Linked DNA regions of Homo sapiens: region 1 is linked to region 2. A link is a loop called in an ENCODE intact Hi-C map of the cell type or tissue named here. Cell type or tissue: breast epithelium. All regions are shown on one strand. Each heading gives the region's core, and the rest is flanking DNA. Links, peaks and the distances in the headings are about the cores only. Region 1 holds the start of FGF12-AS2 (FGF12 antisense RNA 2). Region 2 overlaps FGF12 (fibroblast growth factor 12).

Region 1 (15,989 bases), core at 3,697-11,696, 53 kb after region 2:
CATTACTAATAGCTGCTTGTAAATCCTTTTGGAAAAAATATATGTTCCAAATATTTCAATATATGTACCTCTTTCCATATTTAGAATAATTGTTTAGTCCCATAGAAAGGAAACAAAACATATTAATGTTTGTGTGATAACTTTTGTTTAAAAAATTCACACGCATAGAATAGAAGAGATTATATTGGGGTTATAGATTTATAAGAGATTTTCTTACTCTACAGAGATTTTACATTTTCAAAGTCTTGTGCTATCATCAGAAAACTGCATAATCTGAATATATATATAATCACTAGTTTTTAATTATAAAAGAAACACATTTTTAATAAAAATTTAAATAATATAAACACATGTAAAGTAAAAAGCTAGTCTTCCTTTTCAGCTGTCAAATTCCCTAAAGGTAACTGCGGTTAATTGAAAAATCACAGAATTATAAATCTGGGAAGGAGATTTTATTTCTTATCGAGGGTAACAGCCTGCTAAGTGGCCATTCCCACAGGCTGGGAAGTGTAGCTCTGGCGAAGACCAGACACACGAACTTCGAAGGAGGAGGGTTGGGGTGGGAGCTTTATGCTAAACAGGGTGGCTAATATAGGAGGAGTTACGAATATTCATGAAAGTAGTTCTGATGCATGCATACTGAACAAATATGCATGTAACATATGACCTATGTTCACTTTGGGGTGGAGGCTTAATATTAAGTGTATTACAGTTGGGCCCAGTGGGTCAAAAGGTGAAGCAGGGATAGGAAGGCACTCAAGTGCATAGCTTCTGTAAGCCAGCCAGAGCCAGTGCATGGTCAATGGTCTCTTATCAGGAGAAAGTTACTGATATCAATCTCTTGTCCAATCAAAGCTACAGTTATCACTTGTGGAAGAGAAGTTGGGGGTCAGTTAGCATTTGGTGGAGCTGTAATTGTTTCAACATTGCTTATCTCAAAGCCAGTGCCTGTTTAGCTGCTACAGAAAAACAAATATCCTGTGGCAGTTAGAACATAGTTTATTCTTTTTTTGTTTTTTGTTTTGTTCGTTTTGTTTTTTTGTTTTGAGACGAAGTCTCCCTTTGCAGCCCAGGCTGGAGTGCAGTGGCATGATCTCGGCTCACCGCAACCTTCGCCTCCCAGGTTCAAGCGATTCTCCTGCCTCAGCCTCCAGAGTAGCTGGGATTATAGCTGCGCAACACTGCAACCAGCTAATTTTTTGTATTTTTAGTAGAGATGGGGTTTCACCACGTTGGCCAGGCTGGTCCTGAACTCTCAGCCTCAAGTAACCTGCCCACCTCAGTCTCCCAAAGTCCTTGGATTACAGGCGTGAGCCACCGAGCCCGGCTAACATAGTTTATTCTTTAAGTGTAGGGGTGCATAACTTAACCCTTGCCTGGGATGGCTTTAGATTCTATTTATAATTTGCTAATTTTTGGCCACAAAGAGTCTGTTCTAACAGCCGTATGATCTCCATTTTAACAATGCTGGTCAGTTGTGTCTAAACTGCAAAACAGAGAGGATATAACGGCGAATCTGACCTCCCATCTAGTCATGGCCATTAACTCAGTTTTTTTTTTTTTTTTTGAGATGGAGTCTTGCATTGTCACCCAGGCTGGAGTGTAGTGGTGTGATCTCGGCTCACTGAAAGCTCCGCCTCCTGGGTTCACGCCATTCTCCTGCCTCAGCCTCCCAAGTAGCTGGGACTACAGGCGCCTGCCACCACGCCCGGCTAATTTTTTTGTATTTTTAGTAGAGACGGGGTTTCACCGTGTTAGCCAGCATGGTCTTGATCTCCTGACCTCGTGATCTGCCCGCCTCGGCCTCCCAGAGTGCTGGGATTACAGGCGTGAGCCACTGTGCCCGGCCATGAACTCAGTTTTTACAGCTTTTAAGGCTCTTCTGGGGTGAGCCTCTTGGTTGAGAGGGGGGTCCAGTCAGTCAATTAAGGGGCTTAGCATTTAGTTGTAGTTTATACTGCCATTAGCAATTTTTAATGCATTTGACCAAATACACACACACACACACACACACACACACACACACACACACACACACATACAAGCACACAGACATTTTAAATAGATATAAATATATTTAAAATTTATAAATTTTTTCAGGATAAAATAATGTACATAGACCTAAATCTTCACCTGGGGAAGTCTCGGTTTCCTAATTTGTCTTCTATAACTGTAAGGAGGAATGCTATCTTACTTTATCTCACGATAAGATTTGCAAGCCCAAAGGTCAAAGGTAATGATTGATGTTCTCCATATTCCGTACCATGGCAGTTTTAGACAATGCAACACCAACTTTTCACTCTCCTTTTCACCACTTTTAGGTAATCCCCAGGCTGCTTGTGAACAGAAGACTGTCACCAGGCTGAAAGGGCTATTACTGCCCAGAATTCCTGATCTCAATTAATCTTCTGGCCTCAGCCTTTTAGGAACTGGAACTACAGGCACATCTACTATCTCTAGTCAAAGACTTATTTGCATAATGGTGGAATTAGTTGGGGTAAAAGGATCATCATCATCATCATTTTGAGAATGGCTTCATAATGACTGTAACTCTGCTATCCACCCACAAGTTCCTTAGAGCCAAGGTCAGATGCTGAACCAACATGGCGATTCACTGGTTCTCAAGTTCCTCCAAGTTAAGCAAATAATTAGTGCCTTAGAAAAATGATCCAGCTAGCAACAACCCCTCTCCCCTCAAAAAAAGAGATTCATCTTGTGTCACTAAGTTTTATTTAAAGACCATGCAATCGCATCCCAGCTGGCTTCATTGAAGTAACAACGTGGGCAATCAGTGACACCAACTGCAATGCTATCGTTTCTATAAACAGTAATGAGTGGAGGGGGTAGGTCGGTACTAGAAGCTTATGTATAAACAAGAAAGATCATTTCAGAAAGAGAGATTGTCTCAAAAAAAGTCACAGTATCTTTCTGATTGTCACCCTATGAAATGCAAATGCCCCACATTTAATGGCATCAGAAGAAATATTCAAACATGACATTCATAATATTGTCCAGTGAAAATTACATGGCATAAGGATAACAATTGCATACACTAAATTAGACAAAGAACAATAATTCCATTGTTTTAAGATACTCCATAGAAACTGAGATAACAGATCTATAAGTACTCGCTGGATGTCTCTTTATAACTCTGGTACCACAGAATAGAACTTGCACCTTTCTAAGAAGCTGATTTCTAATATATCTGGCTGTAAATAAATGGATTTATGTTGAAGCAAGAGCAGAGAAAAGGTATCACATAGATAACTTTGCAGGATATCTGAATATGGGCAAAGCTAAGTAGACTTGAACTGAGTTGTAGAGTAATTGCCTTTTGTTAAAAATTGCTTCTTTTTATATCTTTATCTTAGTTGTATTCAAACACATTTTTTTCCAGTAAAATATACAGAGATACTACTCATTTCCATTAAAGCTCTCATCTGTCATACCCCAGCACTTCCTTGTGAACTCCTAAATGCTTTTCAAGCTCAGAGAGATTATCATGAATCTTAGATTGAATTAATTATTCCTTCCTTGAGGTGACTTCTACCATTAAACATTAAATCAAGTAAGGGTTGTTGAACTGAAACAAACTGAGACTCCTAATTACTTCATTTTGGCACTTTGGCCTTGTATGACACCTTTTGCTTATAGGTATAGAGTTCCCTGCTGAGTCTCTATTGCCTGAAACAGAACCTAGATACAATCAATCCTGAAGGGTTTTTTTTTTTGCTAAATTGGAAAATGGCAATCTCTGAAGCAAGAGACATATTTCTCTAACTTTCTAATCTCAGATGGAGAGGGAAAGAAAGAAGGGAGGGGTGGCAATTTGGAAGGTTAATTGGCATGGTGCAAGTATCCTAGGCTTCAGAAAAAGTCTGGGTTCCCTTCTCTCTTCTGCTGTGCTTAACACAGAGTCGGGCAAATGGATTGCTGGCCCATGAGCCAGATGGGAGCATTGAGCCTATCCTTTCACCATAAACTACTTCCCTGATATTCTTCCCAATGCACACAACTCTTTGTTTATAAGTTGAGAGAAGAAAAGGAGCATTTATTTGCAGTTTCCATTGCCTGGCAAAACTGCAGCAGTGATGAAAGCTACCACATTGTCAGTGCTTTCCAGGCAATGGAGATAACTCTTCCTCTCCTAGATGTGATCGGGAGCCTCAAAAGGTAATTTCCACATTTTAGAGTAAGTAGAAAGGAATGACTGAGTTTTTCAGAGTCTTGCAATTAAATTACAACTTTGAAAGAATAATCTCAAAGTTCTTGGAAAACATCAGTGGGGATTAATTACATCTTTGGAAAAGAGATCGATATCATTTAAGGAATAATGCACCAACTAGCCTCAGGACACACACTAACTAGAATGGTAATAACAAAACCTCATAATTTGGTATGCTAAGCTAATTATCAAAAGACTACAAACAGAAATCAATACATCTATTTATTATATACTACACATGATATCACAGAGAAATTAGAGCATTTTAACTGAAAACAGGCTTCAACATAGCTCAGTAACTTTCCATTAAATCTTATTATTTAAGCTGCACCGCCTTATTATATCAACAAAGGCAAGTTAGATAATACACTAACTTAAAAATTGAAGTTACTCACAAAAAGAAGTTTTAACTTTTTATTTGCATTAAATGTCTATCATAGGTCATACGGCGGGGCTCTTCATCACAGATACTCAGGTACACAGGCTAAGGGAGTAACCACTGCCTTGAATGTCAGCTGCAGCAAAGAACCTGAGGTGAGTTGTGCTCAGGCTATGAAAGCTTCCAGTGTGTCACTTCTGCTCACATTTCATTTGTCTGAGCAAGTCATACGGCCACACCTAACTTCCAGTGAATGGGATAATGCCATCCAACAATATGCCCAGCAGAAGGACCCAAAATATTGGGTGAAAAGTGCTAATGACAACTCAACAATGAGAAATGAACAACCTGATTTAAAACTGGTCAAAAGACATTAAGAGACACCTCAACAAAGAAAATACACAGGTGGCAAGCAAGGATATGAAAAGATATTCAATATCATATGTCATCAGGGAATTGTAAATTGCATCAATAATGAGAAATTACTCCACACCTATTAGAATGCCCAAAATCCAAAACATTGACAACACTGACAAAAATGTGGAGCACCAGGAACCTGCATTCATTGCTGGTGGGACAGCCATATGCTACAGCAACTTTGAAAGACAGTTTGACACTGTCTTACCAAACTAAACACTGTTGCTATACAATCCAATAGCTGTGCTCCTTGATATTTACCCAAACAGGCTGAAAACTTATGTTCACAGAAAAACATGCACAAGGATGTTTATAGCAACATTATTCTTCATAATTTCCAAGTCTCGAAGCAGCCAAGATGTTCTTTAGTGGGTGAATGGATAAATAAATTGTGGTACATCCACGCAATGGAATATTATGCAGTGCTAAAAAGAAATGAGCTATTACACCATGAAAAGACCTGGAGGAAACTTAAATTCATATTACTAAGTGAAAGAAGTCAATATAAAAAGGCTACACACTATATTATTCCAACCATATGGCATTCTAGAAAATGCTAAACTATAGAGATAGTAAAAAGGCCATAGGTTTTCAGGGATTAGGAAAGATGGAGTTTGAGGTATGTGTTTTTTATAGGATCGTTGAGGTTTTTTTTGCCTACAGTGTTTCAATTCCACATCAAGGCCACTTGATGTGATTGTTTAGCTCAGTCTCTAGGCATCTGATAATCCTTCAGGCTACCAGCCTGAGAAGCCCCTGAGTAAATAACGCAGAAGAGTCATAACTATACACAGAAGGAGGTTGATTTTCTGGGGCAGCCCAAGTGATAACACAGGCAAGCAAGGAAGCAATTGTGTGTACACACACACACACACACACACACACACACACCTGCTACTATTACTACTACTGTAGGGACCTACTGCCAAAAATGCTGCCCTTCTGTTTCAGATTGAGACTTAACCCAGCTTTCTCAGGAGCCTGATCATTAGGACAGGAATTCCTCTTCTACAACATTTTAATGGTCTTTCCTGCTGAAGTGATGAGGAACCTGCAATTTTAACACCACTCTGATGGATTGCTTCCACATTTCCCCTGACTACATTTTGAGAGGAATGGGAATAGGCATTAGCTATTGTTTTAATCACTACTCTTCTGTGAGTCTTTTTCTTTGTAAAGTTTCTATCTCTAGAGAAAAATGAACTTGCTTTACTTCCCCTTTAAACTAAAAACTTAATATATTATCAGATTAATACAAGTGCCATTTAACCTTAGCAATATTGTTTAGCATCTTAAACTTGAAATCTTTCATTTAATGGATGGGTTTTACATGCTTAAAAAAATTCATTTTGAGAAATGGAAAAAAAAGAATCATAAGAGACCCAGAATTTAGCCTTAAACAATCCACTCAACCTTGTCTGAGATTGTCCTCCATTTGATAGCTTATACCCATCCTACTGCAGTACAAAGGACTCAGAAACTAATATGATGGATAAACTAGACAAGACATTCATATCTGATAATGTAGAGGAAAGACCGGAGCAATAATATATTTTAATGATACTAAAAAGCTCAAAATAAATGATTAGTTTATATTTTCTTAGTACTATTCATTTAATAAAACTTAAATAAAATATCAAAATGCTTATAATTCCAACTATTCAGCAATCTGTTAGGAGAATCTCTTAACCTACTGTAACAAATTATGTTATTTCCTTTCTGTGGACCTCACCTCCCTCAACTGTAAAATAATGGAGAAGAAGCAGCTGGCATAAAACTTTGTTATACATGCTTACATTGTTTAAAATATTACTTAATTTCTCCTTAAGTTAGTTTTAAAAATTAGAGTGGTTCATCTGAGCTGTTTTTATACATTTGCTCTGTGAAAAAAAATGTTTGATATCATTACCTCAATTTGCATATGCACACTGGGCATGGCAATATTACATGAAAAATTGCTGTGAGGTCATACTAATGGCACAGACCACATGAAAAAAATATCGCTTTAAAATAGAACACAATGATAAAAGGACCTAAAATATACTAAGCACATGGTGTATAGTAGGCTTAAAGTTCTTATAACAGTGCCTGGCATACTATGAGAGCTCAACTAAATCTTTAGCTGCTATTAATCCATTTAATGCTTACAACAATCTATTAGGTAGGTACCATTATTATAGTAATTTACATTTATGCACTAATTAGGAAACAGCAAGGCCATGTTAGTTACACTAGATCATAAGTTTAAAAGAGTCACAATTTTCGTAAAGGTAGTTTAGTTCCCAGAAACAGTCTTCTGATACAAAACCGTATATTACCTCTGTCTGTGGAAAGGGTGGGAAGGAAACTTCACTACTTGGAACTAAATACCATTTTACAAGAATTCCTCTACCCCACTAAGTAAAAATGCATATATAAATAAAACACAAGTTTTCACAGACTCACTGTTAAACCTAGAGTATACTCAAATAAATATATATATATATATATATATATAACAGGCTATGTCTATCATTTCCACTGTTGTCAGATAAAAATAATGAGTTTCAAAGATGGGTAGTGACTTATTGAGAATGTGTTACAACTAAATCAGTCCCATACTTGCAACAAACTATGCTGTCCAATCACATAAGTTAACCCTTCTATTTGGATCTATCGCTATTTAGGAAACTGACTCTGCAGGTAAACTGAATATCTTTCCTAATTTGACATGAGAGACTGCCCTGTCTTCATTACATACCCTACACAGTTTTAAAATTTTCACCTCTAAGAGACATATACCCAAGTTATGATCTATTCACATTATATTTACTGTGGACCAGGAAAAAATGAAATAATAACACATATCTCTACTGGCTTCTTGAAATATGTATATCAAAACACGAAACTTTAACATAAAGCCACTTCGTTTAGAATATAGTGGTATGATGCGTTTTAGTACTTACAAATATAATGGCAAAAAATAATGTACAAATAATCTTCCGAACTGCATGGAAGTAAAAATGAGATCTCGTTGCTGATTCCATTTTGAAAGTGTGTTCTGCAATTTCATAAATCAGTTCTTTTTAGTAGTTTTCTATTTAATTCTAATTAGGTCTTTTTAAGTAGTTTTATATTTCATTTAGACTGATGAGTAACCACAAAGTCAAAGATCTATAAGAATGAATGAAACCTACATATATTATAATCTTTCCAAATATAATTTTCATAGCTCAAGAACAGAGTGAAAATAGGTGCCATAACCAAATGAATCAGACTCTCCAAAATAACATATGGAGTTTTAAACACGAAATCTTGTATAATGTTGTTAAATTTTTGAAAAGTAAAATTATTTGGAATTCATGGACCAAAAACGTATATTTCTTGGCAAAAAGACACTTGTCTAGATGTATTAGGGTGTCATTGTTCTCTTCCCACACCCCACTCCCAGTTTGTAAAAGGAAAATCAAGACACAGAAACTGAATTAGCCCTTGCAAGATTAATAGACACACCACTTTAAAGATAACTTATACAAACCTTTTAAAGAACTTTATAAACAATTAGAGATAGACAATGGAGGAAACGTGGTGAAACAGCACACCATTTTGCAAGACTTCAGCATAAAAGAATCACACTTATTTGATATTAGTTTGGTGGGGTTTTTTTCATTCAATTTTTAATGGCCTTTCTCAATATCTCAGTTCATTCAAAGGTTCTGATTTTCTTTCTTTTCCTCCGTGTAGTCTTTCCCAGGGCACCCGGTTGAAGCCCAAGGCTAACTGGGACCCTCCTACTTCAGCACCAAGGACAGAAATCGCTAAATCTCCAGGGGAAACGTACCCCTAACCACCGCCAGATGTCTACTTTTCAGACAAAGCAAGAAAAAGAAAATATACCTGCCTTGCCAGCCATCTGTTTAAAAGTCCCCTCTCCTGTGGAACGCACGAGCAACTTTTCGGAGACACTGAACAACTCCAAGTCGCGCGCCGCCCTCGCAAATCGCAGAGAGGGCCGCGAGAAGGTGCGAACGCAGGTCACGGCCAGCGCCGCTTGGAGAGAGACCCGCAGGTTTCAGCCCAGGCGCGCCCGGCGAAAGCCAACGCGCTCTCCCTACAAAGCGTCGATGACTTCAGGGATTTAAAAGAAAAAATACCCACAGACAGAACCAGCGGAGGGGCCCTGACCTCGCCCCAGTCGGGAAACGCCTTCCCTCCGCCACAGGCAGCGCTGAATGAAGCAGAGGAGGGCGGCGGAGAGGGCCCCGGAAGAAGGGAAGGGGGCATTCTGCAGTGTTTGGGGGCTGGGGAAAGAACATTTTCTCACCACTTGGGCTGTCGCTGGACCTCAGGCTCCTTCCACAGAGACACTGCAGCATATGCACTCCTTTCTTCAGAGAAAGCTCAAGAATCTTCATGGAGAAGCGCGTGTGTGGGGTTGGTCAACTCCCCGCCCACCTGCGCTAGTAGTCCAACCAACAGGCGGCCTGTCTTCGGAAGCCGGGTCCCGAGTCCATCGCGCGCGCCCAGGTGGAGGGGAGTTTGCACATGGAGCCGGAGGGAGCCCGGGCGCCGGCAGGGGGCGGGCCGGGACGCGGAAGTGCCGGTCCGCCGGGGGCAGCCCTCCGAGAGCCCGAGGCGCTGCCACCCCTCGGTGGGCTCGAGCACGGCCCCTTGAGACCTTCCGGAGGCGGTGGCTGGTCTGAGGACGACGCGGAGGACGTCACTGCGGGTCGGTGCTTCCTTACAGGTGCCTTCTGGACCGGGGTCCTTGGCACCTCCCCTGCTCCTGCCCTCGGTGCCGGACCCTGTGCCCTGGGAGCCCGACTACCTCGGTGTCCCAGCCGTCCCGGGCTTGAGGCGCTGAGAGGGCTGCGCGGCTTCCAGCCCGGAAGGCAGCGGTCCCGCGGGCTGCGCGCGGCCAAGGGCGACTCCGGTGTGGGAATCCGGCGGAAGGGAAGCACCCGCAGGGAGGGCTGGACCCCGGAGGCTGCAGAGCGTCAGAAGCGACTCTAGGGAACTAGGGGGTGGGGTAGGGAGGCGGGGACGTGGAATAAAGAAAGCTCCTGGGTGCCGGCTATGAGAAGTCAGGTGTGCGTAGGCGTGGACAGAGTGCCGATGTGGGAGTCTGGACACCTGGATTTTCTGGTCGGGGCTCTGTGTCCTTGGGTAAGTCACTTACCACCCTGGGCGTCTCCCCGTCAATCTGGGTGGGGAAGAGGGTGTGAGATAGAGGATTGGCAGCGGCGTGCTTGTTTGTCCCCGTGCCTTTCAGGCTCCTAGAAAAGCTTAGCATAGGTGCAGTGGGAAGTGGAGCTAGAAGGGACAGAGGGAGAGGAGGCAGGTGAGGCGAGAAATCTGAAGACAAAAGAGCGCTTCGCTTTGGCGCCAGTATTCTGGCAGGCTTTGCCTCTGCCAGCCCGCCCCGATGACCAAACAGCTTCTCCATGAGTTTAAAGATCTCGATTTTTTTTTCCCAGCAGCCCCCTTGACTCTTTTTTTTTTTCTTTTCCTGATGCCAACAATGCCCTTTTGGAAGTGCAATGAGTAAGCATGGGAAGAATGCTGTCGAAGTGACAGGACGTAACCCTATGTGGAATCTCAGGGCAAGAGGGGACTTTAGGGGACACTTAGCAATACAAGTGATTAAGAGCACAGACACTAGAGACAAGCAGCGTTAAGTTCAAATTCCTACTAGGTGTGTGACCTTGAACAAATTACTTAACCGCTCTGTCCCTCAATTTTCTCATCTTTAAAAGAAAGTTAAAGATAGCATCTGTCTCACACACCCCCTGAGAGTTAAGAAAACACTTGTTTTAAAGTAAGTGCTAAAATAGTGTTTGCAATTATTATTATTTAGACCCCACCTGTAGGGTTGTGAATCATTTTCACTTTCCGATGAATGCCAGTGTTCATACCAGTGAATTTCTGCTTGAATAATCCAGGTGACAGTGAACTCAGCAGCTCCCTAGGTAATTCATTGCACGAAAACTGTTAGGTTTTCCCTGAGGTTGAGCCAACAACTGACCTCACCTTTGTTCCATCCATTGTCTCAAGGCTGCCTAGCACTAACTGGTTAGCTCTTCCCTGCAAGGGAGTAAAAATGGTTTGCATCACACCTGTTCTCTTTCTCTTATATAGGCTAAACATTCGCGGTTCCACTGGCTCCCTAACACTTGAAATGATGTTTGAAGTTGCCTGGAAGAAGTCTCTTCCTTTTTTCTCTCAGAGGTGATGGAAGAAAAACCAGAACATCTGGAGGGCCGCTTGAGTTTACAGCCACCACCTGGGTTCACACCCTCTTAGCTCCTTTCAAAGCTGAAGCTCCAGGAAAGGTCATTTGGGGTGATTCCAAGATTCAAGAAGATATGCCCAGGCCTTTCTTTCTAGTCGCCTCTTAGTCCTGTTGTTCAGTGGTATCACAAGCTCTTTAAGCTCCAAGGTCCTTGAAGATCTTCCTAAAACCACTGCAGTGACATCACCGAAGAAGTTATGCAGCCCCAGGGCAACCTGAGCCATGGTCTTCATCTTTCCTGTCTCTTTGAGAATTAGTGAGAAAATTGGCTCATCTGGGATTCTACCCATAGAAATTCCCCACAGAGGGAGAGACAATTAGCAAAAGGAAAACATCTAAAAATAGTCCTTTGTGCTGCAGCGGAACACGGTTTTCCGGTAGGGCTCTCCTATTCTGGAACCCAATACCTAGAGCTATTTCCTTACTTTGAGGGAAGTGCTACTCCTGGAAAAATAGCAAATGAACAGGACAATGCTGTGGTTCCCTCGACGGCACTTGAGCAGAGTGAACAGGTCCGTGTGTGATTTTAAAACACATATGACCTCCTGAGCATCAGTTTTTATATTTATCACAACCCTCTCTGCCTCCTGGCAAGGTTGTGGCAAGAGTTCAATTAGGTAAAACATGTGAAAGTGCTTTGAAGATTTTAATTATCTTTGCAACATAAGGTGTTATTACCAACTTCCCTGGGTTCTGGGTGTTAGACTATTGACGTCTAATACAGTGGCTCTGTTATTTGATTATAGGAAGCATTTATGTGTGAGTCTTCTTACTCCACAACAGGATTGTAAACTTTTAGGATGCAAAGCAGGAAAGACAACTCAGTACAATTAATATTCAAATAGTGTACTGTATTGTTTAAATGGCTATCACAGTGATTCTTATGACCAGAGAGGAAATGGATCATCACAGTACTTATAAAAACAAACTGAAGTATTACATTTATAGATTGTTTTGTTGGTATTGAGCTTTCAGGTGAGTTCAGAGGGCACGTAACATTTTAATGCAAAATATTTTCTTACTGTATAGTATGGACATTTGATAATAGTAAGCTCGTACTTTGTAAGTATATATCAACATAAGTTTCTACTTTGTAAGTAAGTATGAAAGGGACTTGATCAGTAGAATTGTATTACTTAGACAGTTTTTTATTTTTTAAAAAAGGCTCTTACACTTATCAGGATTTCAATGTTCATGCTTTTTAAAGCAACTCCTCATGTGATTGTCACCCACTTCCACAATTAGGCACACAGAGTACAGTCTTTCTGAAGTATCTTGAGCAATATATCAGAATTCATTTTTACATGTATCATAACATCCCAAAAAAGACAAAACAAAACAAAAAAAATAGCCAGGAGCACATGAAGGGTAAGAAAGTGATGTATTTTAGTTTGAACAAGAACATTCATCTTTTCTCCTTTCTGTGTATTATCCCATAAGCCAAACTCAAAATTTTACTGGCAATAATATTTTTAATTTTATATTCAGATATATTATTGTTTTAATACCCAAATTTTAAATTATGTTATCTGTCTGTAGTTGGGATTTTTTAAAGTTAGCCATTCTTTCTGTTTTCTAATTGACTTAGACATCTTGGACAAATTATAGCAAGTGACTCACCAGTGTGGCTTCAAAATAAAATAAGTTAGCACTTTTTGAGAAGGATTAGGAATTCTGGTATATAATGATGGATGAATGTGTTTGAATTCCTAGTACCTAAATTTTTTCTTTTTAAAAATAATTACTAAGAGTTTGTAGAAATTAATAATTGTGTAAGGGAGTTTTGAGATATTTAAATTGTGACTTATCTAAGATATTTTTCTATTAAGACTAAACATAGGCATCTGTTCACTCTTGGCATCAGCTGTGCAATTAATCAGTATATTTATCTGTTTGGAAGAGAATGTTGAATTGGTAATAACATATAAAGAATCATGCCAGGTTGCAAAACTTTTATTGAATATATCAATGGCAAAATGTCTGTTGAATTGATATTAAATTTATTTTCACAAAGAAACCAACATATAAACTAAAAGATGAAAATCAGTACGATATCTAACATGGCATTTTTGTTCCATGTTATGCATATAGCCCATTGACTCTGAAAGGGCACAAAACCATGCCTGTAGCTCTCATCTTAGCAATACCTTCAAATACAATCTTGATACTGTTTTTAAAAAAGCAAACATGTTATTTTAAAATTTCTCTTCTTCCTTTTGTTCTTTTTTATTTCTTTTTCCTTCCCCTCCCTGACTCCTGTTCCTCTTCTTCCTCCTTCTCCTTCTCTTCATCTTCTTCATCTTCGTTATCTCCTTCTATTATTTTCCAAACTTTTTTATCATAAGTTTCCACTTATGCAAATGTTATAAAATAAGACTGAGAGTTCATACATACCATTTACCCAATTTCCCTAATGTTAATGACTTTCATGACCAGTGTACAAATATCAAACCCAGAGCATTTACACTAGTACCTTGTGATTAACTAAACTACAAACTTTATTCAGCTCTCACCAGCTATGCAGCTCTCACCAGCTCTTCCCCACCCTCATGTCCTTTTTCTGTACCAGATCCAACTACGACCCATATTGCATTTGATTGTCATGTCACTTGAATCTCCTTCAATCTGTGATGGTCCCTCAGTCTCCCTGTCTTTCAGTACCTTGGCATTTCTAATAGGTATTGGTCAAATATTTTGCGGAATGTCTTTCAATTTGGATTTGTCCAATGTCTTCTAATGATTAGTCTAAGGTTATTCATTTGGCAAGAATGCCATAGAAGTGATGTTGTATCCTTCTTAGTATATCATTATGGCAGGGGGGAGGGTACATGATGTCAGTTAGTGGTATTAACCTTGATTGCCTGGTTAAAGTTATGTCTACTAGATTTCCATATTGTAAAGTTACATTTTTTTCATTTATAATTGATAAATATATTGAGGAAAAAACTTTGATGCTGTGCTAATGTCCTATTTTTCCTCAAACTTTTATCCACTGATTTTAGCATCCATTGACAGATCTTGCTTGCAACAATTATTAATGTGCAGTTTGCCCGGCAGTGACTTTTGTATTTCCTTTATTCTGTCTAAAGTAATAGGAATTCTGTAAGAGCTGTTCCTTCTCCTACATTTATTTATGTATTCAGTTATTTATTTATATCAGTATGGCCTCAAGGATATTTATTCTAAGGATTATAATCCAATACTATCATTATTTATTTTGTGGCTAAAATTGTTCTGGCTTTAGCCATTGGGAGATCCTTCTGATTTGCTATTGTGTCCTTTTGACATACCCCAATTGTTTTTTAGCAGTTCCTTAATTGTTTGGCATCACATAATGTTCCAAGTTTATTTTGTCCCCTCTACCCTAGCCCTGGATTCAAATGATTGCCAAATGAGTCTGGGTTCTTTCTTTGGAGAACAATAGCAACCAACATCTGAGCGCTAAGTGTCCTCATTCTTACTGGGGTGTTATTGCTCTCAGGTCCTCTCAGCAGAGAGAGCTAGGAAATCTATATACACATACACGTACATCATATTTATTTCTACATTTCTATCGGTATATCTTTTTAGATAGATTCTGATATATCATGTAGAGCTAGAGATAGAGATAGATATCGTTAATACTTCAATCCTAAGTCAATACCACCAGGTTCATTTTATTTTTTGCCTTTTCCTTATTTGTAACTTCTTTCTGACAGTGAAAGGCCTGACTTCCGTTATTTATAATATATTCACTTATTTATTAAATCCTACTATACACTTAAGGTAGTTAGAGAATTGCTAACTGATACTCCTGTGAGAAACACTTATTACAAGAGTACAGTATTTATGTACACTTATTTTTGTCTTGAACTTTACAGTATCCAATCAAAATACTATTTTCTTTTGAAAGTGACTTAGGTTGCTTCTTTACTTGCCCATCCTCTTCAGTGTGGTTTGGTTATTCATTTGTAAACTTATATTCCATACACATTGATTTTAATTATTTAACTAGATTTAGTTTACTTAAATTATTTTTTTTATTTGGGTGCGTGAAACGTTACTATGGTACTTAGAGTCAAAGCTTTACCAAAAAGTATAGCTTGATAATCGTTATTCCCTCATTATCCCTCCTGGCCAGTTCCTGTTCCCTCTTTTTTTCCACTTATTTCCCATGCACTGCCTATAGGTAACTGGTTTCTTTAGTTTATCTTGCCTGTGTTTCTTTTGTACAAATGCACACACACTCTTCTATGTAGTGGTCTTTTGATTGTTTCCAGTATTGTACTATTATAAACAATGCTGCAATAAGTAACCTTGTGTGTAGCATTTTCATATTGTAGAAAACACTGCTAACCAATACTCCTGTGAGAAATACACTCTGTGTGCCTCCAGGGTAGCCTCCTAGAAAAAGAAATGCTGGGTCGAAAAGTATGTGTATAGATATTTATGCTAAGTATTGCTGAATTTTACTCCAGAAGGCTTGTATGAATTTAGATTCCTGCCAGCAATATATGATTGCCTATTTGCCCACAGCCTTACCAACATAATGTATTGTCCTACTTTTTCATTTATGTCAGTGTGATTGTAATGTTTTAATTTGCATATCTCTAATTATGATTGAGTTTGAACATTTTGTCATTTGTTTGAGAACTTTTTTCTTATCTTCAAATAGATACCTCCAGGATTTGGGGCTGCAGTTGGACGTTTTCCATCTC
Region 2 (15,989 bases), core at 5,111-13,110:
AATTGTAAAAGGCTTGCTATGGCCAAACCATGAGAACTGAAACCAGCCTACTGTACCAGGAACTTATTTGATGTCATTATGACTATTGAGCAGGAGGTTGCCATATTAAAAGATAAGTTTGTGATGATTAGTAGACCCTTAGGTATTTAATGGACTAAAGATAAGTCATGTTGAGGGTTTAGGAGATCACTAAAGTTAAAAAACTACTAAAAGTCCCAGACACAATGAATATGTCAAGACCTGGTAAATATCACATATATTTAGGATTTTGCACTTAACAGTTTTCTTCTTAACAATTTGTTTCTAAGATTCACCTATGTAGTAATGCATAGCTGTAGTTAATTTATTTCATGGCTGTATAATAGCCCATTGTGTGAATTTGCTAAAATTTATTTATGCATTCCGCTACTGACGGAACCTGGGTAAAGACTGGTGCTAGGCTAAACATTGCTGCTATAAACATTCTTACATGTGTCTCCTGGTGATGCGTAAAGAGTTTTAGCTAGAATGTTTGCCTTAAAGTAGAATAGATAATTATGGAGTATTCACATTTTCAGCATTAATAGATTTTTTTTTCTTTTCCTTGCCTGTTTGCTTTGGTAAGGATCGCCAGTGCAATATTGAATAGAAGTAATGAAAATGGATATCTTTGCCGTATTCCCAATTATAGCAGAAAAGCATCGATATTTAACCATTCACTTTGAGGTAAGCTATAGGTTTTTTTGGTACATATTTTCTATCAAATTGAGAAAGATCCTTATATTTCTCAGTTGCTAGGAGATTTTTTTGTGAATGGGTGTTTAATTTTGTTAAATGTTTTTATTCTGTATTTGTTGAGTTGACCATGTGAATTTTAACCTTTATTCTGTTAATATGCTGAATTGCATAGATTGGTGAGTTTTTAATGATAAACCAAACTTCTTTTCTAAGGACAAACTCCACTTAGCCATAATTTATTCTCCTTTTGATACATTAATGGATTTGATTTGTCAGTGTTTTATTATGGATTTTTTGTGGCTCTGTGTTACGTGCTATAGTCTCTACTAATTTTCTTAAGTATTTTTGTCAAGTTTTAGTAACAGGGTTCTATTGGTCTCATGATATGAGGCTGAAATTGCTTCCTCTTCTACTTCCTGAAAAATTACAGGTCATATTTGAAAGATAATTTTGTTGAGTTCAAAATTCTATTTTATGCTGCATTGGCCAACTCCAGGGAACACTACACAAACTAAATCCTATGTGAATCACACCCCTCTGGAGTTGTTCAGTGCACAGCCTATGTGGCTCCACTCAGCATCCTTGTCCGTGATTGTGTCAAAATGTGGACAGTATTGCTCCGGTCTTTCAGCTTCCATTTTTTAGAAGTCTTCTCTTTACCTAATTATTGTTCCCTTGCAGATGATCAGTCTTTTCTCTCTAGCTGCTCCTAAGATCTCTTTTTCTTTGGTGTTCTAAAACTTCACTATACTTTCTTTGACATTCAAATATTTTATTGTATATACATGCATATTTTTTATTAACCTACCTAATGTGCCTGTTTCTTTGTGTATCTATGATGCGTATCTTTCCATAATTCCAGACAATTTTCAGTTACTTGTTTTCTCAACTGCCTTTGTCCTTTCGTTCTGGGACTCCAGTTGGATCTAGCTTAGATATTTATTGTGTCCTCCATATCAGTTAACTTTTCTTTCATATTTTCTACCTTCCTTCTCTGCATTATTATGACCTGGGTAATCACTTCATATATGTCTCCCTTTTCATTTATTCTTTCTTTTAGCTGTGTCTGATATACTTCCAAACCATCTATTGGGTTTTTAATTTCAATTATATCTTTCACTTTTAAAAGTTGTATTTGATTCTTTTGGGAAACTAATTTGATCACATTTGAAAATCTTTTGTTCCTTCTATATCTAAACTTATAAATTTTACTTTTAAAATATTTTATACATAGCTCTGTATTATTCTGAAACTGACCATTCTAATATATGAAGTTCTTGGTTCTTGAAGGGTCATTAAGAATGCCCCCCCCTTTTTAAAAAAAAAATTTGGAGAGTTTGGTCACATTTAACTTCAAGGTCATATCTGATTCTATCTAATATCTTTACATTCTGAGGATCTATTTGTCTCCTAGGGAACTGAATTCCAAAATGGAAGTAAAAACACTTTAATTCTTTAAGGTATTATTAGAAAATGATTAACTATGTTTGCTTTCCTTCAGAGAATATTTGCATTTTTTTTGTCAGGATTTAGTACTGATCTGTGATCACTTTTGCTTGTTTTATTGGGGGATGAGGGGATGTCTCTTGCTTGGCTTGGGCTCAGCTCTCCTAGCATGAAGACCCATGGGATTAGTCTCCCAATTTCACGCTCATATTGATCTTTGCCTTGATCAGTTAGTTAGCAAAATCCATTTGTTTAAATCAAATTTAACTAATCTGGGTTTAAACTTTATTTCTCTATAAACTTGAAGTATTTTTAATAAGTATAATATCTATGTAAATAATACATATTTAGGACCAAAGATATTTCTTTCTCTCCATGCAATACTTTTGGTCTATTATTTCCTTTCTAATCAAAATTTGGCAAAAAGTTAAAGATGTATATCTACATTTCTCTCCTTTTTTTTTTGTTTTGTTTTTTGAGATGGAGTCTAGCTCTGTCGCCCAGGCTGCAGTGCAGTGACGCAATCTTGGCTCACTGCAGCCTCCACCTCCCAGGTTCAAGCGATTCTCCTGCCTCAGCCTCCTGAGTAGCTGGGACTATAGGTGCGTGCCACCATGCCTGGTTAATTTTTTTGTATTTTAGTAGAGATGGGGTCTCACCGTGTTAGCCAGAATGGTCTCAATCTCCTGACCTCGTGATCCACCCACCTCGGCCTCCCAAAGTGCTGGGATTTCAGGCATGAGCCACTGCGCCAGCCTACATCTCTCTTAACAAGAAAGGCCTGCATGTTCTATTTCCACAGTCCTTATCAAAAACACAAAGATTTTCCTGTTTCGTCAGCAGAATAAAATGAACATGGGGAGTGTCTGGTACAAATACAGTCTAGAAATGTTATGCACTCAAAAAGAGAGATACTTCTAAAATAAGGAAAAATAATTGAAAAGTACAAGGAGAAAAAAAAATTCAGGAATAAAAGGCTTACTTCATAAACCTAAAAAGGGCTTAAACCTTGTAGTCTGATAAACATGGTGCAAGGAGAGAAACACAGCAAGGTGTCAAAGGCATACTTCTCAGACTACATAGTTCCAGCCCTTTTCACACGGCAAAGAAAGTTTTAGAAAATGACAAAGGACACAAAACCATTAGCGATAATTTCACCAAAAATTTAAAATGATACTGATTGTTAATTACTACAGATCTGAGGAGAAAAAGGTGTCACACTAGAGAACAGGCCAGGTGACACATTCAGAAGATGTCTGGTACATAACCAGACAATCAATTGTGAGCTCAACAATAAGACGGACATTACAAGGCTCAACATCTATTCTGGATGTCTGTGGGCTTGGACATCTCAGTTTTTACAATATTTCCACTTTCTCTAATAATTATTTTAATTATTAATTTCAAATGGGGAGAATACTTTTTTAAAAAACTCCCCCAATTCTCAATGTATTTTCTCTTACTGGTGAGAAATTTACTTTTACTGAACTTCTAACATCAAAGCTAAGCCATAAGACTTATTGCTTGGAAAAGAGTGGGCAATTACTTCCTAAAATTAAAAGCCTATAGAGTTGGAAAGAAGAATAATATGATGTACAGAAAGTTTCCACCACATAAAATGCAGACATAGAAACTCTTTGGAGGAGAAATACTGTTTCGGAGAGGGGACAAGAAGAGGATCAAAAGCTCTCTGAGCCTCTTAGGTTTCTGATGACTCTGTCACTCTAGTTCTCAACTCAGATGGGGTGATGACAAGAAGATTGAAACTCTTGATCAGGAAGAAACTGAGAGTACAGAAGCCTTTGGACCCAAATCTTATGTGGAATTCTGGGAAGAGAAATAGTTGCAAGGAAACTCTGCATCAACATGGTGTACCTACAGCAGAATAGAAATGATAACATCATATATTTAGACAGAGAGATGGTCAGGGCTGGCCCCTTCTGCACACAGGATCTCTTTAATCTCTACACAGTTTATTGTGTTTATGGGATTAGATGCAATGATAACATTTTATAACTTTTTTATTTAACATTATATGCTAAATATAAACATACGTGTTGTTATAAACTTTTTATAACATTATCAATAACTGAATAATATTCCAATGATTTGCTCTAATGCACTTAGTCTTTACCATGCTTCTGCATATTTAGATGGCTTTAAGTTTCTATCATAAATAATTCTAAGATTTTCTGCAGAATATTAGTAGATGTAACTGAGAATATGTTCAGAATAACCACACGCCTCCATGATACCAAATGTCAACAGTTCCATTGGTCCCTCAAACACAATTCCACATACATGCATTAAAAATCATAAAGATGAAAACATACTTCACACAGTTCATGGGATGCTCAAGACAGAAGCAAAGTGGTTAATAAGTGGGGCCTTGCAGAGGTGGTCCCCTAAAGCCAGTAACTGGTCTTTTGGGTCCATAATATGTTATCAACTCAACCTGACTCACATTACCTAAACTCTGAAAAGATGATTGATACATTAGGTATCACTATTCTGGGTATATGACAAAATATGAGAGATGATAAAAACATGGTAATGTCTATTACATTTTCACAATTTATGAAGAATACAAGAGAAAATATTTGAAATGTAATTATGCTCTAAAATTCGAAATGTATTGTTATGTTTTAGACCTACACAGTTATCAAAAATTTCTTTCTACTTTCAGGATTATGTATAAAAGAAACTGGAAAACCAAATTTGTTATGCCACTGACCAAACTTGGAATTAAGAGGCAGAGGTCATCTGAGACTTAGAGATATCTTAGCCCAAAGCCTGCTGTCAAGCAGGCTAGAGAATGGAGTTTCATTGCAATTAGATAGTTTTGAATACCTCATTAAAAATACTTTCCAAAGATTAATCTTTTTTATTATAAATGTGATACAGGCTTATTGTAGAAAAAAATTGATGAATACATTTTTAAAATAAGTGAAATGATCTAATTTGATTCTTTAAGTTATTTTAAAATCTCATTTACCCCATAAATGTATACTCCTAATACGTATCCACAAAAATTTTTAAAAATAATTTAAAAGTTAAAAAAATGAAATGACTTAAATACCACCACCTAGAACATTTTATGTATGAACTCTTTGCAGATAAGGACTGCAAGGTAAGAATTACACCCTGCAGGGTTTAGCTATATAGATGTTTAGTAAATATCTTGGAGACTCAGTTCAACCATACTGCAGTGAATAGAGGTAGTACTATGAGAATGTATGATTCCTATACACTCAAAAGCTAGGCACTCTCTTCTAGATTATAACATAAATCCACACATGCAGTGATATGGTTTGGCTGTGTCCCTACCCAAATCTCATCTTGAATTATACTCCCATAATTCCCATGTGTTGTGGGAGGGACCCAGTGGGAAATAATTTGAATCATGGGGGCAGTTTCCCCCATACTGTTCCCGTGGTAGGGAATAAGTCTCATGAGATCTGTTGGTTTTATCAGGGGTTTCCGCTTTTGCATCTTCCCCATTTTCTCTTGCCACTGGCATGTAAGAAGTACCTTTCACCTCCCACCATGATTCTGAGGCCTCCCCAGCCATGTAGAACTGTAAGTCCAACTAAACCTCTTTTACTTCCCAGTCTCAGCTATGTCTTTATCAGCAGTGTGAAAATGTGCTAATACAGTAAATTGGTACCAGTAGAGTGGGGTGTTGCTGAAAAGATACCCAAAATGTGGAAGTGACTTTGGAACTGGGTAACAGGCAGAGGCTGGAACACTTTGTAGGGTTCAGAAGAAGACAGGAAAATGTGGAAAAGTTTGGAACCTCCTAGAGACTTGTTGAATGGTTTTGACTACAATGCTGATAGTGATATGAACAATAAGGTCCAGGCTGAGATGGTCTCAGATGGAGATGAGGAACTTGTTGGGAACTGGAACAAAGGTGACTCTTGCTACATTTTAGCAAAGAGACTGGTGGCATTTTGCCCCCATCCTAGAAATTTGTGGAACTTTGAACTTGAGAGAGATGATTTAGGTATCTGGCGGAAGAAATTTTTAAACAGCAAAAGCGTTCAAAAGGTGACTTGGGCACTGTTAAAAGCATTTCGTTTTAAAAGGGAAACAGCATAAAAGTCAGAAAATTTGCAGCTGACGATGCAATAGAAAATAAATACCCATTTTTGAGGAGAAATTCAAGCTGGCTGCAGAAATTTGAATAAGTAGCAAGGAGCCTAATGTTAATCCCCAAGACCATGGGGAAAATGTCTCCAGGCCACGTCACAGATCTTCACTGCAGCCCCTCTCATCACAGGCCTGGAGGCCAAGGAGAAAAAAGTGGTTTTGTGGGCTGGGCCCAGGGTCCCTGTGCTGTGTGCAGCTAGAGACTTGGTGCCCTCTGTCGCAGCCACTCCAACTGTGGCTAAAAGTGGCCAACATAAAGCTTGGGCTGTGGCTTCAGAGGGTGGAATCCCCAAGCCTTGGCAGCTTCCATGTGGTGTTGAGCCTGCAGGTGCACAGAAGTCAAGAACTGAGGTTTGGGAATCTCTGTCTAGATTTCAGAAGATGTATGGAAACGCCTGGATGCCCAGGCGAAAGTTTGCTGCAGAGGTGGGGCCCTCATGAAGAACCTCTGCTTGGGAAGTGCAGAAGGGAAATGTGGGGTCGGAGTCCCCACACAGAGTCCCTACTGGGGCACTGCCTAGTAGAGCTGTGAGAAGAGGGCCACCCTACTCCAGACCCCAGAATGGCAGATCTACCGACAGCTTGCACTGTGTGCCTGGAAAAGCTGCAGACACTCAATGCCAGCCCATGAAAGCAGCCAGGAAGGGGACTGTACCCTGCAAAGTCACAGGGGCAGAGCTGCCCAAGACCATGGAAACCCACCTCTTGCATCAGTGTGACCTGGATGTGAGACCTGGAGTCAAAGGAAATCAATTTGGAACTTTAAAATTTGCCTGCCTCACAGGTTTTTGGACTTGAATGGAGCCTGTAACCCCTTTGTTTTAGCCAATTTTTCCCATTTGGAATGGCTGTATTTACCCAATAACTGTACCCCCACTGTATCTAGGAAGGAACTAGCTTGCTTTTGATTTTACAGGCTCATAGGCAGAAGGGATTTGCCTTGTCTCAGATAAGACTTTGGACTGTGGACTTTTGGGTTAATGCTGAAATGAGTTAAGACTTTGAGGGACTGTTGGGAAGGCACAATTGGTTTTAAAATTTGAGGACATGAGATTTGGAGGGGCCAGGGGTGGAATGATATGGTTTCGCTGTGTCCCCACCCAAATCTCATCTTGAATTGTATCCCCACAATTCCCACGTGTTGTGGGAGGGATCCAGTGGGAGATAATTTGAATCATGGGGCAGTTTCTCCTATGCTGTTCTTGCAGTAGTGAATAAGTCTAACGAGATCTAATGGGTTTATCAGGGGTTTCTGCTTTTGCCTCTTCCTCATTTTCTCTTGCCACCACCATGTAAGAAGTGCCTTTCACCTCCCACCATGATTCTGAGGCCTCCCCAGCTATGTGTAACTGTGAGTCCAATTAAACCTCTTTTTCTTCCCAGTCTAGAGTATGTCTTTATCAGCAATGTGAAAACAGGCTAATACATGCAGAGACTTCATCTTGTCTATTTTTGTAACATAATTCCTAGAATTCCATAGCAATTCAGAATTAAATTATCAAATACTGGAGTTGCTCGATTTCACCAACTTAGTTAAGTTAGCAAACTTCTCATCAGATCTAAAAATTGAGCTTCAATTCTTGTTGTGAATGCTAAATAAAACGGCAACAAAATTTGGCATTTCCTACATCTGATTCTCTTTCATTTCAAAAGAATTGCCTGGTATTTAGGAGACATAAGTTGGTCAACTTAAATTGTTTAACTCGCATTTGTTATGATGCTACATTCAAAATGAAAGGATTTGGAAAATGCTGTGCAGTAACAACATTACAAAACTGTGAATCTTATTTGATTGCTTCCATGTCTATGGCTACATTCCCATGGGAACCAGACATTTTAATCTTTTTTGTCTTCAAAAACAAGGCATCATTCTGCATGAGCCTTGTCTTTGGGCACATTGCATACATTGATTCAAATATTAAAGTGGATTAATAATAGAATCAAATTTAGAATGGTTGCATGGTTTCCAGAAGGAAAAATAAAATAGTTTTGAAGATGTATGTGCTTTAATCTGACTGGTTAAAATATGGCATTGCTTATACTTGTACAACCTTTTAAGAAAAATTCTTAATAATCTGAAAAGAAATCTTTCCTGCATGTATGTTTAGTGTGTGTGTGTGTGTGTGTTTGTGTGTGTGCGTGTGTGTGTGAGAGGGAGAGAAGGAGACAGAAGGTGATTCAACATCCTTCAAAAAACCCTCATTGAGTACCTTTCATGTACTGAGAGACATGTTAGACTTTTAAGCTACAAAGATGATCTAGATCAATCTAGTCTTCGAGTCATGCAGGATGAACAGACATAAGTACATTTACGATATGGGGATAATGCAAATACTTACAAAGAAGAGTTGGTGGGTGAGAAGAAAGGTAACCAACTCTACCTTGTGGGAGGGGGGAGTTAGGGAACACTCTGTTGACTGTTAGGGACCTAATGAGAAAGACAAGCACAAGATCTCAGTCATAATAGGCAAAGAAAATGTAAAGCATGCTCCAACCTTTTCTTCCTTGCCTGAACTTCTTCCTTTTCCAAAAGACTCAGCTGAACTAACCACTTGGATCACACAAATTTTATTCCTACTCATGCTTAAGTTCGGGTAGGAAGAGGGAGTTTTTTCTAAATTCAGAAACCTGCCTGAGTTCTCTGTCTGAGCTTTGCCCACAGCCTCAGAGCGGAGCTAGAGGAATGGCAGCGAAGTTCAGGATGTCCACTGAAAAACAGTGGAATATAAGGCTCATGTATCAGGTCTCTGAGAATCAACTCTGAAACAAATGTCACATAAGTGCCTTTAAACCCGCAAGCAGAGTACACGTGCTCTGCAACCAGCAAGCACAGGCTACAGACGCTTTCCGAATCTCCCCTCTGTAGCTCCACACTCACCCCTTTACAAAACAAAAACAAACAACAACAGCAACAACAAATATATACATATACACACACACACACATATATTTATATATATATATATATATATATCCACTTTGCATTTACTTGCATTTAGATAGTGCCTTACAGTTGGAAACTTTTTTCTTATATATTATTTAATTTGCTACTTTCAAGAGCACTCTAAGCTGGTTAGGGCAAGAATCATGGGGCTTAGAGAGTTAAAATGAATTTCTCACAATCACTTTAACTGAACTGGAGCAAAAAGTTAAGCATTTTTAATTCCTATGTATTTCCTGCCATACGGTACTGCTAAGTGTTTGCACCTTTCTTTTTTATCCAGAGTACATATATTCATTAAGCATGTGGTATGGCTCACAGTTTGTGCTAAGTGATATGGGGGCCAGTTTTAAAATCTATAATCCATGATCTGTTTCAAGTAATGTTTACTCAATGTGATAACCTATATAACATACAGGACACATTTTTTCACAGGCTGAAGCTTATTCAGAAAATGCAATCATTTAACAATGGGATTTTTGTAAATGAACATTGTAAAACATTTATTTTTGAATAACAAATATACCTTGAATTACACTGGGAGGAACATGCTTAAAGACATGCCAAAAAAATGATCCACATGCACACCTCCAGCTCAAAACATTCAGGCTTGAGATCATCAAAAAGAAAGTTAAACAGAATCTTCATGGAACACATTTGCCTAATTTATAATGACAATTGAAAATATTGGCACTGTGATATCAAAAATGGTGAGCACTATAGAACATACCCAAATTAGGTTAAATACCCTAAAGTAAGAGAAGAGTACAAAATTCCTGTGAAGGATTAATAGTGACTGGAATTCCATCATATTTATAAGGTAAATTATAAACTAGTATCTATCAAATCCTAATCAGTATTTTTATCTGATGTGGTTTTTATTTCTTAATTTAAAGAAATTTTATGTTCTCATTCCTACAAGCTATATAACTGAGATTATAACTGAATTCACTTTTCAGTTATCTGACCCTAAACAGAAGTATGTGTGTAAGCAGAAGTGTGGGGAAGATGTTTTTTAAAAATCATTATTACTTGGCCAGGCACGGTGGCTCATACCTGTAATCCCAGCACTTTGTGAGGCCAAGGCAGGGGGATCATCTGAGGTCAGGAGTTTGAGACCAGTCTGGCCAACATGTTGAAACCCCGTCTCTACTAAAAATACAAAAAATTAGCCAGGCATGGTGGTGCGTGCCTGTAATTCCAGCTACTCGGGAGGCTGAGGCAGGAGAATCGCTTGAACCCGGGAGGTGGAGGTTGCAGTGAGCTGAGATCGCACCACGGCACTCCAGCCTGGGCAACAAGAGCGAAACTCTGTCACAAGAAAAAAAAAAACACACATTATTACTTAATGATTATTGGATGATAAGAAAATGAATCAAATAAAATATATGGCTTGTTTCATTTTGAAATTTAAAACATGTTTTTAAAACTCACTAGTAATAAAGAAATGTATATTAAAATAATAAAATTAACAAACACTGAAACTATTAAGAATTTCTAATGTCAATAAAACAGTGGGAGTATAAATTCTTCTGGACGGAGATTATTATGGTTTGAGTATACCCTCCAAAACTCATGTTGAAACTTAATCTTCAATGTGGCAGTATTGAGAGGTGAGGTCTTTAAATGGTGAGTGGGTCTTGAGGGCTCTGACTCATGAATGGATTAATCCATTCATGCATTTAATGGGTTATCATGGGAAGGAACTGGTGGCTCTACATGAAGAGGAAGAGAGATCTGAGTTAGTATGGCAGGATGCTCAGCCCCCTGGCCATGTGATACCCTTTGCCACCTCAAGACTCTGTAGAGAGTCCCTACCAGCAAGAAGGTCCTCAGCAAATATGCCCCCTCAATTTTGGACTTCTCAATCTCCATAAGTGTAAGAAATAAATTTATTTTCTTTATAAATTACCTGGTTTTAGGTATTCTGTTATAAACAACAGAAAATAGACTGACACAGAGTTATTGGCAAGTTAAGAACTCTCAGATAGTTAAGAAGGCATTACCAAGGTTCTTTAATATGACAGTTCACTGAGAGGACATTAGGTACAAATGCCCCTAACTTTTGATTTAAAAGCCTACAGTAGACTTAATACATTTTAAAAAGGACTTTATGTATAAAGTTTCATATGATAATGATATATATTAATTATACAAATAACTGATTTATAATGTAAGAAATTTAAATATGCAGCCATATAAGAGAAGCACTCTGTAGAAGCTACACAACTGTAATGGCTTACGAAAAGCTTTCAGGGATATTAAAAATATGATGTACGAAGAGTTTGTGGGGATATGAAACCATGCTCATGCTATTGTGTCAAGTGAAAAGAGCAAGCTGGAAAACTGTAGTTATAATAAATCCCCAGGTATAGAGGAGGGAAAATAATATCAAAGGCATTAGAAAGGAACAGACCAAGCTGTTCAAAGTTGTTACTTTAGGGTGATAGAAGATTTTGTTGTTGGCAGGGTGCGGTGGCTCATGCCTATAATCCCAGCACTTTGTGGGGCTGAGGCAGGTGGATCACTTGAGGCCAGAAGTTCGAGACCAGCCTGGACAACGTGGCAAAACCCCATTTCTACTAAAAATACAAAAAATTAGCCAGGTGTGGTGGCACATACCTGTAGTCCCAGCTGCTTGGGAGGCTGAGGCAGGAGAATCTCTTGAACCTGGGAGGCAGAGGTTGCAGTGAGCTGAGGTTGCACCAATGCACTCCAGCCTGGGTGACAGAGTGAGACTCTGTCTCAAAAAAAAAGTTGTTGTTGTCGTTGTTCAAAGGAATTATCAAAATATTATATAATAAAAGACATACCTTGTTTCCATCAACTGGTTATGGTTTTATCTTTTGGGGATGAACTCTTCAAGCTTACCTGGCCATTCCCAAAAGTTAACATCACATATCCTATGAGCTGCCAGTTGCACTTAACAGTCGTGCGTTTTGATTCCCAAAAACCACCCGACACCTTCCCAGCCCAGCACAGTGGCTGGCACCTAGATGGGTGCTTTCGGAACTCTGCTTCCAGAAGCTCTAGGCATGACAGGGAATCATGTGAAAGGATGATGGAAGAGTAAGAGCTTGTGGGTAGGATTTAGTCCCTTAACTCACTTAAATCAGAGTAGCTGGTATTCATCTGTTTTGTTCTTTTTTTAGGTTAGTTTCTGTTTTTGTTTTTTTAAATTAAGAACAAAGCTACCTGCAAAACAACATGCTTTATTATCGTCCATACTATGACTCCTGCCAGTGTTCCCAACCCAAACCCGGCTCACTGGTGAAGCTCTCCAACCTTGCCATACTACCCTCTTTTTTCTACTCCTACTCTTAGATCAGTGGTTCTACTCTTGACTACAAATTAGAGGCACGTGAGAAGTTTTTAAAACACACAATGCCTGGGTCCACCCTTAGAGATTCCAATTACACTGCTCAGGGTGGGGCCCAGGGATGAGTTTTGTTGTTGCTGCTGTTGCTGTTTTTAGTTTCAGTAGGTCTGGGGGGAACATGTGGTGTTTGGTTACATGGATAAGTTCTTTAGTGGTGATTTTGTGAGAATTTGGTGCACCCATCACCCAAGCGGTGTATACTGTACCCAGTGGGTAGTCTTGTATCCCTCACCCCCCTCCCACCCTTCCCCTTGAGCCTCCAAAGTCCGCTGTCTCATTCTTATGCCTTTACATCCGCATAGCTTAGTTCCCACTTCTAAGTGAGAACATAGGATGTTTGGTTTTCTATTCCGGAGTTACCTCACTTAGAATAGCGGTCTCCATCTCCATCCAAGTTGCTGTGAATGCCATTATTTCATTCCTTTTTAGGGCTGAGTAGTATTCCATGGTGTGTGTGTGTGTGTGTGTGTGTGTGTGTGTGTGTGTGTGTGTGTATGACATTTTCTTTATGCACTCATTGATTGATGGGCATTTGGGCTGGTTCCATATTTTTGCAATTGCTAATTGTAATGACATGCATGTGCAAGTCTCTTTTTCACATAATGACTTCTTTTCCTCTGAGTAGATACCTAGTAGCAGGATTGCTGGACCGAATGGCAGAAGTTTCCTTTGGGAGAAGGGGCTCTGCTTTACACAACTGGATTACAGCTTTTTCCTGTGGACTGGGGAAGGGTAGTGCAAGCCTGCCTGAATGTGTTAAAAACAGGTGTGGCAATAGAGACAGTAGGTGCAGACACACCTCTGAGAGGTCTGGCTGTTAAGAAGAAAAATGCCCTAGAGCTGAATGAGCAAAGCTAAAGCATCAAGTGGAGGAGAAGTTCCTATCTCATTGTGATCTGATTTTAATGAGAAAAGGCCCCCAAATATCCCGTGCTTTCTTATTACAGATCATGTATGTTTTAATTAATATAACACAGTACAACTTCAATTTAACATTATATAATGATATTTCTGTGGGTGTATAATAATGTAAATTCCTCACTGGCATCTAAATTGGGGCAGATTAAATCCCAATTATTTGTTAAAAACTTATAGAAGAATTTTTACCTTGCAGAACTTTTTCTTAAGTTAAATGCAAATTAGCTGGTTAATAAGGCAATATAAAACTTCTCTATGTTTGAGTCCACTGAAGACTTAACTTTTCAAAGAAATAGCCTGGCAACAGTGAAATATTTAAATTTCTTCCAAAAATCCCAAATTCCGAAACACCGTCTAAAAATATACAATCAGGTAAAAGTTGAGAATTAACATATGGATATAAGGTGAATACATGAATTTTTAAAACCATATTGATAAAAATAAACCCAAGACTTGCCCTACACTCAGAATCTGTAGAAATTATCTTGACTGTGCAGAAAAAAGTTAAGAAAGTGGAACTGAGGCTGCTGTCTCTAGAGTGTCTGTCTTGAAAGGTTGGCCCTGGGCTGGCGTCTGGAAACTTGGTCGATGGAGAGTTCCCTCCATTCTCTCTCTGATAAAGATGGTTTGCTGTGCACAGACTGTCTATACAAACAATGCGATTTATGCTGAATAGCTACTTTTCTTAAATTTTGATAGCTGCTAGGCAGAGGGTGCCTACGTGACTGTCGCCCTCCCCGACCCCCACTCCCAAGTCAGGTAATTTCCTTGCATGCTCTGTCTCTAATGAGCTTCCTGGGAAGAAACATTGTATACATGTTACTGCGTTTTTTTGCTGCTGAAGAAAAGAGCACCCTCAGTGCTCCCTCAGAGGAGACAGAAAACATCAGAAGCCTCCGCATGAATCTCTACAGTCTCTGAGTATCTTTTCCCCTATTGATCCTGTTATATTTCCTTTCCCTGCAATAAACTTCAGTGGATAGTGCAACTATGCTTATGCATTGCTTAATGACTGGAAGATGCATCATCAGGCGATCGCTACTGTGAGCATTGTGCGATCACCACGGAGCATACGTACACAAACCTAGATGGTGCAGCCTCCTACATACCTAGGCTATGTGGCATAGCCTACTGCTTCTAGGCTACCAACCTGTACGGCATGCTACTGCACTTAACACCACAGCTGATTGTAACAGCAGTAAGTATTAGTGTATCTAAACATATCTAAACACAGAAAACATACGGTAAAAATAAGGTATTATAACATTATAGGATTACCATCATACAGGCAAGTCTCTTGTTGACTGTAATGCTGTTATGTCATTCACATGACGATATCTACTAAATCCTGTGAGTATTTCCAGCAAATCACAGAATGTATGCGTGGTCTTCGAGATCCTCAGGAAAGCACTTAAACACACACACACGCACTCAGAGACAAAATTAAACATGTAATAAATTCACACATATGCAGTGGCTGGCACCGAGCACAACAGGTATATACCTCTCAAATGTATTTGCTGTTTGCATTTACCAAAGGGTCCCTCCTCAGCAGAAGACGAAAGGGGTTCCTGAGAGCTCTCCATATCATTAACAAATTTCTTTGTCTCATCTCAATTTACTCCATAATTATAAAAAAGTAATAAGCATACTTATTGTGCTTGCAGGTTACCACCAATTTTACCTTAATTTTCTTAGTTAATGTTGGCAAATTTCCTGTGAGGAAGCTATTCACTAGCATAGATGAGGAAATGGGGGACAAGAGAAAGAAGGTCAGGGGTCTGATCAAGGTTAAATTACTTCACACTCACAGGGTATGGAAGAGTTGAAATCAGACCCAGTTATTAAAATCCAGAGCCCCTGGCTTCTCCTCATTATAACTAGTTCCCTCAAATGTGGTTTGTAGACAGACATTTATACCAGCAAAGAAGTTGCATTAGCCCTCAGCGAAATGAGAAAAAAAAGTAATATAATATCGCCACATATTTTTAGCTATGTTCTGCCTTTTTTTAGGGTTAAAATATCCATTTTGTTGGAAGATGATACAAACAATAGATAATGGCTCTTCTTATTTATAATTTTTAGGTTTTTTCTTAATTGTTTGTAACATCTGCATAGAGTAAATTTAAAAGAAGACGAATCTAGAGAGGCCCTGTGCAAAAGGTTTTAGAATTTTTTCAGTTATTCAAATTTTGTAGTATTCGAATCTTTTTCCTATCATCATATATGTCGGAAAATTAATTTCAACTGCATGGGCCTGGGTTCTGCTCCTAATTCTCCCACTGATCAGTAAGTAGCACAAGGCAGTTCACTCTCCCTCTATGGGCATCAGTTTCCTTATTAACAAAGGGATCGGCTTAGGTGAATTCTGAGGGATCTCCCACCTCCTTAGAGGTCTATGATTCTGTAAATTCCTGAATCTGTTTACTCTTTTGT

The links. Hi-C counts contacts between places; a loop is a spot of excess contacts. Peaks named below come from ENCODE experiments on the same cell type or tissue, not always from the same donor. Only the 100,000 strongest peaks of a DNase experiment are listed, where the experiment ranks them.
Region 1: a loop joins it to region 2, with 30 times the contacts of the local background. A loop is called at or near these places in 1 of 110 quality-filtered maps.

Annotation. Positions count from the first base shown.
Region 1 is chr3:192,505,343-192,521,331 of GRCh38, forward strand. All of the region lies in intron 2 of FGF12 (fibroblast growth factor 12), which reads right to left. It overlaps FGF12-AS2 (FGF12 antisense RNA 2), which reads left to right and starts at 9,680. Exons shown (of 2, transcript NR_046598.1): 1 at 9,680-10,166; 2 at 11,139-11,231. It overlaps FGF12-AS3 (FGF12 antisense RNA 3), which reads left to right and starts at 11,489. Exons shown (of 2, transcript NR_185499.1): 1 at 11,489-11,669; 2 at 15,947-15,989. RefSeq lists a silencer at 8,658-8,952 and an enhancer at 10,043-11,242. In breast epithelium, for the core only: no CTCF peak of the experiment used is centred there; no DNase peak of the experiment used is centred there; H3K4me3 peaks cover 1,753 bases; H3K27me3 peaks cover 1,573 bases.
Region 2 is chr3:192,451,417-192,467,405 of GRCh38, forward strand. All of the region lies in intron 2 of FGF12 (fibroblast growth factor 12), which reads right to left. Among named protein-coding and RNA genes, the nearest start is that of FGF12-AS2, 56 kb to the right of the region's middle. RefSeq lists a silencer at 15,884-15,989. In breast epithelium, for the core only: no CTCF peak of the experiment used is centred there; no DNase peak of the experiment used is centred there.